3 separate regions of the Homo sapiens genome follow, and all the other regions are linked to region 3. Evidence: chromatin contacts called from ENCODE Hi-C or POLR2A ChIA-PET data. All regions are on one chromosome and are shown on one strand. The core of a region is the stretch at or near the end of the contact, and the rest is flanking DNA. Distances in the headings are between cores, read along the strand shown. Region 1 holds the start of NFAT5 (nuclear factor of activated T cells 5). Region 2 overlaps CDH1 (cadherin 1). Region 3 holds the start of CHTF8 (chromosome transmission fidelity factor 8).

Region 1 (3,817 bases), core at 577-3,076, 430 kb before region 3:
TTTTTGACATTCAAAACTACAATATTTCTAAAGTACCTCAGGTAATGTTGCCCGAAAAACATCCTACAGGATGGTGGCTGCCAACTAAAGTCATTGGAGCAACAGACAGTGGCTACAATTACTAAGTAGGACTCTGTGTACAAAATCAATGGTCAGTCTGTAAAGTCCAGCACCTTTCAGAGTAAACCATCTCACTCTGATTCACTTAAACAATTTAGATACACTAGTAGGAAGGTGAAGTCCCTTTTTTGGAGGGGGTGGAATAAGCAAATGGATGGATACATCAAACCAAAAGCAGAAGAAACACCTACATTTTTTTTTACACGGTGAAATGAATAGTTAACAACCCAGTTATGTCTTTTGCCCCCTCCCGGTGGTTTAAAAAGCGTAAAGAGCGCAGTGGGAATATTTTGGTTTTGAAGCCCCTTGCACAGGGAACCTGTTCTGACACATTCTTGTGGTGTCCAGTAAAGGAATTTCACCTGAGTAGGGATCAGCTCCAGTGCTAATATTTCAGATGCTGGGAATCCCCTGCAGGCCTTAGCCAAAAGAGTTCTTAAATGAAAAGTCTCTGCCTGAGCTCCCTCCCTGCAACCAGCCCTTGAACGGAAAAGCAGAGAAAATTCTCAAAGGACAGCGTCTGTGCCTGGGCTGGTCCTCCTGGGAGAGGAGAGGAATAAAACCAATCCAGAGAGGGCACCCCCATCTTTGTAAAGGAGAAGGGAGAAGTAATTAGAATGCCACGGAGGTGGGAAGAGAAAAAAAAAGAAAAGAAAATTCGGGCCCTTTCCATCGGGCCCTTTCCAGCAAGAAGATGACGAGGAAAGGAAGAACGCCTGGTCGAGGGGGGCTGTCCCAACATGGGGAGGGAGTGGACTAGGCCGGAGGGAGAGGGGGTGGAACGACGGCGCAAAAACAAGCTGGAAAGGGAGGAAAATGGTGACCCTGCACTCAGAACCGGCTCCAGGCCACGCCGCCCGCTTGGGGGCAACTTTGCTGGGGAGGAGGGTCCCGGTAAGAGAAGACGCGGCGCCCCGATCGCGGTGGCCCCAGCGCGGGGCCCAGTCTGGGGCCATCCCCGAGCCCGGGAGGCCGGGGCCGGCGGCTCGCGGAGCCTGGCGGGGCCGGACGGGCTGAGAGCGGCTAGAAGCGACCGGTGCCGCAGAGCCCCGGGGGCCGACGGAATCTGGGCCCCGAGCGGCCGGCGGCTCCGCGGGGGAGGGGCCGCCACTGCTCCGCCCGCCCCCTCCACCGTCACCCCGATCCCTTCGGCCTCTGCCCGCTCCGGCCAAAGAAGCCATGGGGGTCGCGGCTCAGCCGCCCCCGGCGGGACGGGGACCCCTCGCCTCCCCTGGCCCTGTCTCCCTGTCTCCCTGTCTCCCCGCCCCCACGCCCCACCCCCCACAGCCTGACTCACCTCGCGAGTAGAGGGACTTGGGCGATTCCAGGTCTAGGTCCGCGCTGAGCAATGAGATGAAGTCCGAGGGCATCGCAGCTCGACCCAGCCCGGCCCGAGGGCAGCGGGAGGGGGGGAGCGGCGGTGGCGGCGGCACCTCCTCTCCGGGACCGCGGGCACCGAACCGGGGGCGGCGACGCGAGGGCGGCTGCCGCTGCCTCCTCCTCGAGGGTAGTGACTTCCACTGGGCCGAGGACCGAGGAAACGATGGCGAGGTGGAGGGGGAACTCCACGGGGACTGATTCTCGGTGACCAGGAGAGGGGTTCAGGACGGGGAAGGGGAAGGGGGAGAGCCAAAGGGTCCGTTTCGTGTTTCTCCTCAGCGAAAACTGACGGTCGCCGCCACCGCCGCCGCCGCTGACAGGAATCTGAGCCCCGCCCCCGTGGGGCACAGCGCAGGCGCGGAGGGGGGTGCCCGGGAGCGCGGAAGAGCCGTGGCGGCCCCCGGAGGGCGGGGAGGCGCGCCAGGGAACAGCAGCAACATGGGCCTCGCTTCCTGCCGGCGCGGCCCGGGCTGCTGCTGTTCCTGAGCCGGGAAAGGGCCCCGCTGCCAGGGTGGGAGGGGGGGAGGCTGGGAGGTGGCCGCGCGCTGGGGCCCCGGGGAGGGAAAAGGTATTTGCAACGACCTGGTGGCGGCGAGCCTGAGGCGGCCGGCCCCGAGCAGAGCTGAGCGCAGGAGACAGAGCCGAGAGAAGCGAGAGGTCTGCGCGAGCCGGGGACGGACCCCAGAGGCCGGCGGCGGACGGGCCTGGCTGGCCCGGGGTCTCGCAGGGGACCGGAGTGTCATCGCCCGGACAGCCGCCAACCCTTTGGGGTTTGCATAGCAGTGTGTACAAAGGGACTGTCAAACCCATTTCTTAATTAGGAAATGGCAAACCGTATCCCAAAAACCTCGAGTTATTGATTTTTAATTAAAGTACTTTCTCCCCTAACACTCCCCTCCTACCTTTGGAGGCTGAAATTTTTTTTAAAAAAAACGATCTCTCTGATTGTGCTGGGGCATCCGGGTTATTCGGAGTGGGACATAGAAGACAATTAAAAAATTGGATCATGTGAATCCACCTGGCTGTTCTAGAGGAAAAACAGGTAAAAAGCAAACCTCAACGCTACTCTTCCAAACAGTTTTTCTTTTTTCTGTTTCTTTTTTTTTCCTTTTGGACTAGGCAAAGATGGAGGAAGAACGCATTTAACTGAGTTTTTGCTCTTGCTTTTCTGTTCGTGGAGCCAAAAGTTTCCGTTGCAAAAATTTAAAATCCTCACCCACACCGCAGAGCGTTTTCTGATTCTAATAGACTTCTGAGAAATTTTTAATCAAGTTATTGAAATATTACCTGGAGTGCAGGGTGTGCATCTTGGGAAGTAATTTTAATCTTGTGTGGAATATTGATGCCAGTAGCCACGTGGGCATGGTTTTTAAGCTATTCGAATGGTTTCGTTTTTTATCTACAAGGATAGTTACAACTCATGAAAATCAGTCTGTTGTAATATGTGTATGTGTATATATATGCACACATATATATACATACATATATACACACATATATACATATATATATAATTATAGAGACTTTTTCCCATGAAATTGAGCAGTTCTCGGGACTTGGAGTGCTAGGGTTGGGGTAAGAAGCTCTCAGCAAAGGAGGGCCCAGTACAGATGTCGCTGAGGCAAGGCCCTTTACAAAGTTTTACCTGTAGACCTAGAATTTAAACGTGTGTCATCAGAGCTCACCTATCTTTCATCTCAACATTTGATTCAGGTTGCCCAGTTGTCTTCACTGAATTGTGTGTAGTAATCAATCCTGTGAACATTTTTCTTTTGTCGGAGGTTCAGAAAGCTTTTCAGAGCCACCCCAAGATGGCAAAGCAGAACAAGAAACTGCCCTCAAATTGCCATCTCTGCTGTATGGTGTCGTGACAAGTCCCAAGGGAAGTCCCTTCATAACTGATAAGAGCCCCACTCATTTGAGAGAGAAAGATTGAAACCTCACATTGCCCAACAGGCCAAGGCCTACTGAAATCCTATAGCTTCTGAATTGGAGTAAACACACCTCTTGGAGACCCCCCATACGCCACCCATTAGTCAGTATACAGGGTAGCAGAGAGGAAATGCGATTCACCACCCGATACTAAGAAAGTTGACTGAATCACTCTGAGCAGATCCCTTTTCCCCAGACCGATGTAATCACTTAACAAACTTAGGGTATAGGAAATCCCCAGTACGGTTCTGACCCTAATTAACTAGTCAAGAACTGGCAAGGCCTCTTCCTTTTTCTGTGAATCCTTCTCTGCCCTTTTGTGACCTTTTTATTCCCCGTTGAGGCTTTGTTGTATATGTTAATCAGATTTCCCCTGATTAGGTAA
Region 2 (3,837 bases), core at 553-3,052, 370 kb after region 3:
GTTTTGTTTTGTTTTTGTTTCTGAGAGGAGCAAAATGTGATTGAAAGTTTTAGGAATCTGGCTTCCTCCTCTCCATTATAATGCACTCCCTCACTGCAAAAGTCCCCAAAAGATGGACATAAGTCACCTCCACTGGGGGTTATGGGGTAACCCTGCAGCCTAATCCTCCCACAGCAAAGAGCCCCTCATCAAACTACTCACTGAGTGGCAACTACATGCCAGGCTTAATGCTGGGGGCTGCGAATACTTCCCAAGTACCCAGCCTGGTGGGGGAGCATAAAGGAACCCAGGGGATCCCAACTGGCAAAGGGAAGGAGTAGGACGTATCCCGACACAGGCCTTGGGGATGAGGATCAGAGAAGGCTTCCTAGAGGTAGCAACAACGAAGATGGCCCTGAGAGAGAAATGAGCCAGGCAAGGAACACTGGGAGGTGTCCCCAGTGGAGGGGTCAGAATATGCCAGAGCCAGCAGCGCCATTGGAAATGGGAGTCCATGGCCCCACCCTGGGCCAAATGGAGCAGAAGCCCAGGGGAGGCCCAGACCTCTGTGCTCAGCTCAGAACCTGAGCAGGCAGGCCAGTGCCCATGCTACTAACCATCAGGCTCCACTGCCCAGAATGGAGAGGGGAGGCAGAACTGGCAGGAGGAGGCAGCCGGTGGATCTGGGCTAAAGGACCAGAGGAGTCCCAAGTGAAAGACAAAGTCCTGGTGATGGGTACAAGGCCCTCCACATGCTGCCACCCCCTCTGCCCTTCTGCCAGCCCCTGCCCCTTGATCACTGACCTTGCCCTTCTGCTCAGTGTCAGGGGTGTGTCTTTGCTGTTCCCTCCATCTAGAACGCCCTCCCCTCCGTCTAGAACACCCTTCCCTACCTAGTCACATGGCCTGATCCTTCACCTCTCTTGGGTCTTTGCTCAAATGTCCCCCTTCAGTGAGGCCTTCTCAGATCACCCTAGTACTTCCCAGCAATGCTCCATTCCGATTCATCTTTCCTACACACCTGTCTCCACTCAGTGCTCTAAATATTTTGCACATTGATTATGTTTATTGCCTGCTCCCTGCAATACCTGAGAATACAAATTCCATGATGGGGGACATTCATATGTGTCTGGGTCTCTGTGTCCGCCATTCACAACAGTGCTTGGCGCATAACAGCCCCTCCATCATTACTGAACAAACGAATGGAGGATAGACACATGGATGGGTAGGATGGGTGAGATGGGCACCTAGAAGCAAGCTTGAGGAGAAGGGGATTTGGGATAAACATGTGGGGGCAGGGGAGAGGGTATGGGATAGCCCAGCGGGGCTGCCCCAAGCCTGATGTATCAGCCTAGACCACTCAGGCCTCTCCAAGGGCTGCCCCAGGCAGCGGGAGGGCAGAGGACCTGCTGTCCGGGTTCTCCAAGTTCTCCCAGCTTGCTAGCCTTCAGGCCAAAAGGGCCTCACCCAACCAGCCACACTATTGTCCTTCTGCAGTCCTGCCAGGCTCTGTTGAGCCCTGTCTGCCTCAAAGGCCCTGTAGGAAGAACCAACGAGGGAGTTTTCTCACAGCCCCTACCCTCCTGTGTGACTCGAGGACCGGAAGTTCAGTTTCACTTGACCTATCTGAGTCACCATCCAAATATACCATCTGTCATATTCCTGTCTCCCAGTCTCTGCACAGGAGGTCCCGCCCCCACCTCTCTAGGCTTGGGGCATCCCCCTCTCAGCCAACAACAGAGGCTGAGAGTCTCCCCGTATTCCTGTTCACATACCACCCCACATCCCAGACTCCCCCTGGCCTCCCCACTCTGGGGAAGCTCCACCAGCTGACCCAGCCCACACAGTCCCACCCCACCTGAATTCTAAATGAGCCCATTGTCTGACGACTTGGCATCCCAGTGTTTTCTATCACCCCTGGGTCAGCTCCAAACTCCTGGAAACAAGGCTGGTAACTGACACAGAGCACACAGAAGGCACTCACACACTGTGCGGAAGAGAACTAAACCTCAAGGTGTGTGTGGTGGTCTGTGATATTATTAATAAAGACACCTTGCCCAGATTAAAGAGAAAGAATGGGGGAGAAACATTCTCCAAGGCCTGTTATAAAGGAGGGGCAAAATTCTCCAAGGCCTGTTATAAAGGAGGGGCAGGAGACGGTTATACTTTACAAGACAATTCACATTCCCATCTTTGGAAAACTAGAATTTAAAATACTTTAGAAGGGCTGGGCGTGGTGGCTCATGCCTGTAATCCCAGTGCTTTGGGAGGCTGAGTGGGGGAGGATCATGGGGTCAGGAGATTGAGACCATCCTGGCTAACACGGTGAAACCCCGTCTCTACTAAAAATGCAAAAAAAAAAAAAAAAAAAATTAGCTGGGCGTGGTGTTGGGCACCTATAGTCCCAGCTACTCAGGAGGCTGAGGCAGGAGAATGGCATGAACCCGGGAGGCAGAGCTTGCAGTGAGCTGAGAGCGCACCATTGCACTCTAGCCTGGGGGACAAGAGCAAGATTTCATCTCAAAAAAAAAAAATTAAAAAAAAAAAAAAAATATATATATATGGAATACTTTACAAGACAGTTCACATTTCCATCTGTGGAAAACTAGAATTTTAAAAACTCAGCCGGGCACGGTGGAAAAGGGGATTTTAGGGGCTGCATGGGTGGACCTTGGCATGAGGCTCCTTTCTAGGCCAAAGTGATGGATCTAGAATGGAAACATTCTTAGAAATAGAGCCGCTGAGCACAGGAAGGATAAAAGCCAGCCAGGGCGGTACACACTTTTCCTTCCCAGCTCCCCTAGCTGTAGAAGCTTCTGTTTATGATTTGGAAATGGAATTGTCAGGCCCGGCGTGGTGGCTCACGCCTATAATCTATAATCCTAGCACTTTGGGAGGCCAAGGCAGATCACCTGAGGTGAGGAGTTTGACACCAGCCTGGCCAAAATGGTGAAACCTTGTCTCCATTAAAAAATACAAAAATTATCTGGGCATGGTGGTACGCGCCTGTAATCCCAGCTACTTGGGAGGCTGAGGCAGGAGAATCGCTTGAACTCGGGAGGCGGAGGTTGCAGTGAGCCAAGATCGCACCATTGCACTCCAGCCCAGGCAACAGAGCAAAATTCCATCTCAACCAAAAAAAAAAAAAAAAGAAAGAAAAGAAAATGGAATTGCCATAGTACCTAACTCTAAAGTTGATGCAAGGATTAAAAAAACAAGATCATACATGAACAGTTGAGTACTCAATCAATAAATGAATGCAACGACTATTGTGGTCATTGTATAACAATACTATTATTATTGGTAGAGATGGGGGTCTTGCTATGTTGCCCAGGCTGGTCTTGAACTCTTGGGCTCAAGCGATTCTCCTGCCTTGGCCTCCCAAAGTGTTGGGATAACAGGCATGAGCCACTGTGCCCCCTGTAATCCCACCACTTGTCGGAGGCTGAGGCAGGAGGATTGCCCGAGCCGAGGAGTTTGAGACCAACCTGGGCAACACAGTGAGACCTTGTATTTTTCAAAATAAATTAATTAAATGTAATTAGCTGGGCACGGTGGCTCACACCTGTAATCCCAACACTTTGAGAGGGCTAGAGGGGCAGATCATCTGAGGTCAGGAGTTTGAGACCAGCCTGACCAACATGGTGAAACCCCATCTCTCTAAAAATAGAAAAAATTAGCCAGGCATGGTGGCAGGCGCCTATAATCCCAGCTACTCAGAAGGCTGAGGCAGGAGAATTGCTTGAACCCGGGAGGCGGAAGTTGCAGTGAGCCGAGATGGCACCAGTCTGGGCAACAGAGCAAGACTCCATCTCAAAAAAAAAAAAAATTGCACTCAAATGGATGTTGGGTCAAAGG
Region 3 (3,684 bases), core at 888-3,387:
TCTCCAAAAAAAAAAAAAAAAAGAAAAAGAAAAAAAAAGAAAATCACAGGATGCAATAAGCACACGCCAGCGCATGTTCTTCATACCACAGAATGTAACCCATTTGTGGTGGTCCTGTAGTTTTTACCTTTTGATTAGTTCTTCAGGGGTGAGCTCAGTAAATCATCCCTTTCCACATTTCCTAAACCCACCTCTCAGGGAAGGCAATTCTCTGAATTGCCTTCCCTGAAGGCAATTCAATGAAGGTTCTATGCCTGTGTTTCGGTTTATCATATTTATTTTACAGGTTGGAAACTGTACACTTATCTTTCTCCCACTGGTCTTTGAGCTCCGTAAAGTTAGGGCCTCTGACATTTGTCTTAGTGCCCAGTATTTGCCACTCATTCACCGAGAAACATTTACAGAATGCCTAAATTCCAGGTACCAGGCTGCTGGGCACTGAATTCACTCATTTGCCCATCTACTCATTTATATCACAGCACCCAGTACATAACAGTCATTCAACATGAACTAAGATGTTGCACCCGAAGAAAATCACTAGTCAGTGCCCTTGGAGGGGAGAAGAAAAAGGACTAATAGACCTCTGCATACACCCAAAGGACATTTTACCTAATTTTAAATCTCCTTTACTCCCAAATGTAGACATGTAGGTCTACATTCTCTCAGACAGATGAACTTTGGAATCCATCTTCCCACATCACCAAAAAGTTTCTGATATTAAAACGTGTTATCATTTTTTCTGAATTGACAATGAAACAGTACTGATACTCCCTGCAGGAAATTTTGCTTACCAAAGCTGCAATGGTGTTGAGACTGATATACCAACAATTTCCCTTCCTGTGTCCAAAAGATCCAGCAAACCTCAGTTTCCAATGACAGGCAGTGAGATGTCACATTTCTAGGTAGGACCCTTCTAATCAACATTACACAGATTGAAACTGAGCTTCTCTTATCAGTTAGGAGATCTCAGAAGTTTGGTAGTTCTAAGCAACTTCAGAGGGGCTAGGAAGTCACTCAATCAGTTTGATTATAAAAGACATACAAGCTTCTTGAACTTCAGAAGAAATTAACATCAAAACACCATATCAGACTCCCAAATGACTTACTTTCTCCTGAAAGTAGTTTGCTGACAAGTTATAAATTTCCACAGTGCCATCTGTTCGTGAAACAGCCAATCTGTTTGACTGGTTATTGTAAGCCACACAGCGGATTCCTGATGGAACATAATTAAAGAAACGTACTCGATGGACCTTAAATTCACCCATTCCTAGGGGGCGAAAAGAGAGTCATTATTGCTATATGTTAACTGCAGTATGTCACATATAGTATTCAGTTCCTTAATATCACTGTTCTGGCTGGAAGGCTCCAACAACATCTCCCTGAAGTTCATTTCCAAATGGCTGCTAACAATGCCCCCCACAAGAATTACTCAATCTTCAAAAGCTCAGAATGGCTTGAATAATAAGGAGGCTTCAGCAAAAAATCAAAAAGGGTCCTACTCCATAGCTCCAGAGTTCCTATCTCGGGGCGCCTAGGAATCCGCATTTTAGCAAGCATCTCTCCTCAACTCTATTGCTAAGTTTGCAAACAACAGACCTAAACTGAGGTAGTGACAGTGAGGCTGATGGGGCAGGCAGAACCGAGCTCCTCTTGAGGAAGAAACGACAGGGTTTGACTTAATCTGGCTGCCTGGTCTGACGTCTGTCACTTACCCTACCCCGTCCCCCCGACGCCCGCCAACATATATACTGGCCGAGAGTAGAGACCAGGTCTTGTTCGCCCCTCACTGGCCTAGCTTCAAGGTTAGGAACCCGCAGACAGAGCAAGCGCGTTCGGTCGGGCCGGGGCGTCTGAGGCGCGCGCGGTCTTCGCCTCCCCTTCCCTCTCCCCGAGTCTACAGAGTAGCCCCCACCCCGCCTCGGGACAAGGAGACCCTCGGGACAAGGAGCTCAGCCGGACGCCGACCCTGGGCCGGCCACCTTGTAAGACCCCCCCAGCTCTCGCAGCCGCTTCCCACGCCCCTTCCCCAACTCACCAGCGGCCCCACGCTCCCCTTCCCGGTGCTCGCCTCTCTCCGCCCCGGCCCCACGTGCGCGCGCGCTCTCAGGCTCTGCCCCGGAAGTGCTCCTGGCGCATAGTCGGAAGTGCGCAGGCAGTGCTCGCGGCGGCGGCGACGGCGGCGGGAGGTTCGGTTGTCGCCCGTTGGCCGCGCGGCGCCGCGCTCGGCGGCCGCCATTGCAGGTCAGGCCGCGGGCGGGGGGCACGGGAGGCTGCGGGGAGCGAGGGCCGAGCCGGGATTGGGGGCGAGGGCGCGAGGGAGCGGGAAGCTAGGGAGCCGGGGCCGGGCGGGGCGCGCGGCTCGGAGAGAAGAATGGCGAGCCGAGGGGCGGGGAGCGCGGGCGGGGGAGGGGTGGCCGGGAAGGGGGAGGGCGGCGGGAGGGCGGCGCGGAGGTGGGGGCAAGCCCGGAGGGGCCTCCGGGGTGGGAGGGCCAGGAGTGTGGGGGAAGGGAGCGGTGTGGAGACGGAAGGCGGAGGGAAGGAAGGGAGCGAGCGGGGCGGAGCGGGAGAAGGGCGGAAAGGGTGGCCGAGCGCGGGCGGAGGACGGAGAAGGGGGCGGCGAGGGCCGGAATCTCGAGGTACGTGCGGGAAGGGGCTCTTCCCGGGGTTGGGAGGGAGCCCAGCCCGCTATGCTTGCGGGAGCGGAGTAGAACTGGAACCTAGGAAGTAGCGGGAAGAGCAGAAAGGGGAGTTCGGGGTGGGGGTTAGGACCGTGAGGTTTTGTTCCAGGTAACATTTGTAATCGTGGAGGGGGGAGGCTTCTGGGAGAGGTAATTGGAAGGGTGGTTGGAGAGTCATTCCAGGTTCTTTTGTGGGAGGGAAGCCGAGAGACGAGTGGGGTGGGGTCCTGGAGGAGTGGAGTACTTGAGAACCGGGAACAATTTGGAGAACGAGGGTGGTAGAGAAAGGACGTTTAAAGAGTAATCTTTGGGAAGAGGGTGAACGGTTTGGAAGACCACTCCAGTGGGTGGTGTGGAGGAAGGCGGTTTAAAGAATAGTTTCCCTGGGAGGCAGGAAAAGGGGTTAAAACAGCTTGTAATTTGGAGGGGGGTGGAGAAGAGGGGGGAAGCGGATTGAGAAGTCCCAGAAAGTGGGTGGGACTAGAAATAGGAAGTGTTTGTAGCTCTAGCAGAAAGGGTGGGAGGGGGCCGAGAGGGAGTGGGTGGAGAAGATGGGGGTGGGTGGGAGGAAGAGCACAGAGGGAGACTCTACGCCGGGCTAGAAAGGAAAGGGTTTGGGGGAGTACAGGGGGCCGTACCATTAAGAGGAGGACAGGCTAAGATGGGGCTGCAGAGTAGCAGAAGATGGAGAAAACTGCAGTAACTCAGATCGACTGAAGCCATCTTTTCCACCCATTGCTACAAATACCAGTAATTGATTCCCTCCAACGTGGGAATCCTAAAATGTGATGGGAAGTATCACGTGTATGCATAGCATCCACACACGTTTTTGAACACACTTCACTAATGTAAAGTTTGGAAGCATTCAATTCCACCAACCCTCCATAAGCCCCTTTTTGGAGGGGAGCAAGATTCTCATTTGGAAACAGGATTTTAGACTTAGTAACATAAGCCTTTCAAGAGACAAGATCCCCTTCAAAAGTATAGACCTGTCCCCTTCAGTTAC

The links. Hi-C counts contacts between places; a loop is a spot of excess contacts on that map. ChIA-PET counts read pairs that join two places held with the same protein, here RNA polymerase II (POLR2A). Pooled maps may share reads with other maps.
Region 1: a map of gastrocnemius medialis shows a loop between it and region 3 (22-fold over the local background). The contact joins the promoter of NFAT5 here to the promoter of CHTF8 in region 3. A Hi-C loop is called at or near these places in 4 of 168 maps with a recorded cell type or tissue (CD8-positive, alpha-beta T cell, gastrocnemius medialis and naive thymus-derived CD4-positive, alpha-beta T cell) and 12 of 50 pooled maps. POLR2A ChIA-PET finds 5 or more read pairs at or near these places in 3 of 52 experiments (Panc1, T-cell and activated naive CD8-positive, alpha-beta T cell).
Region 2: a map with no recorded cell type shows a loop between it and region 3 (5-fold over the local background). The contact joins the enhancer-like site here to the promoter of CHTF8 in region 3. A Hi-C loop is called at or near these places in 6 of 37 single-sample maps with no recorded cell type and 8 of 50 pooled maps. POLR2A ChIA-PET finds 5 or more read pairs at or near these places in 4 of 52 experiments (activated B cell, activated CD8-positive, alpha-beta memory T cell, activated T-cell and 1 more).

Annotation. Positions count from the first base shown.
Region 1 is chr16:69,563,975-69,567,791 of GRCh38, reverse strand. It overlaps NFAT5 (nuclear factor of activated T cells 5), which reads right to left and starts at 1,826. Exons shown (of 15, transcript NM_138713.4): 1 at 1,418-1,826. The coding sequence starts at 1,490. MIR1538 (microRNA 1538) reads left to right here and starts at 1,924; the gene lies at 1,924-1,984. RefSeq lists silencers at 1,031-1,340, 1,361-1,630, 1,925-2,101, 1,821-2,200 and enhancers at 3,320-3,459, 2,862-3,758.
Region 2 is chr16:68,758,781-68,762,617 of GRCh38, reverse strand. All of the region lies in intron 2 of CDH1 (cadherin 1), which reads right to left. Among named protein-coding and RNA genes, the nearest start is that of CDH1, 23 kb to the right of the region's middle. RefSeq lists enhancers at 1,562-1,611, 1,622-1,671, 1,702-1,861, 3,737-3,837 and a cis regulatory region at 3,809. Within about 2 kb of position 1,802, at least 7 of the 41 ENCODE cell types and tissues checked have a DNase peak (open chromatin) inside an H3K27ac peak, as active enhancers do.
Region 3 is chr16:69,131,041-69,134,724 of GRCh38, reverse strand. It overlaps CHTF8 (chromosome transmission fidelity factor 8), which reads left to right and starts at 2,137. Exons shown (of 4, transcript NM_001039690.5): 1 at 2,137-2,241. DERPC (DERPC proline and glycine rich nuclear protein) reads left to right here and starts at 2,137. Exons shown (of 3, transcript NM_001002847.4): 1 at 2,137-2,241. UTP4 (UTP4 small subunit processome component) reads right to left here and starts at 2,076. Exons shown (of 17, transcript NM_032830.3): 1 at 2,036-2,076; 2 at 1,107-1,267. The coding sequence starts at 1,265. RefSeq lists silencers at 2,028-2,387, 2,408-2,557.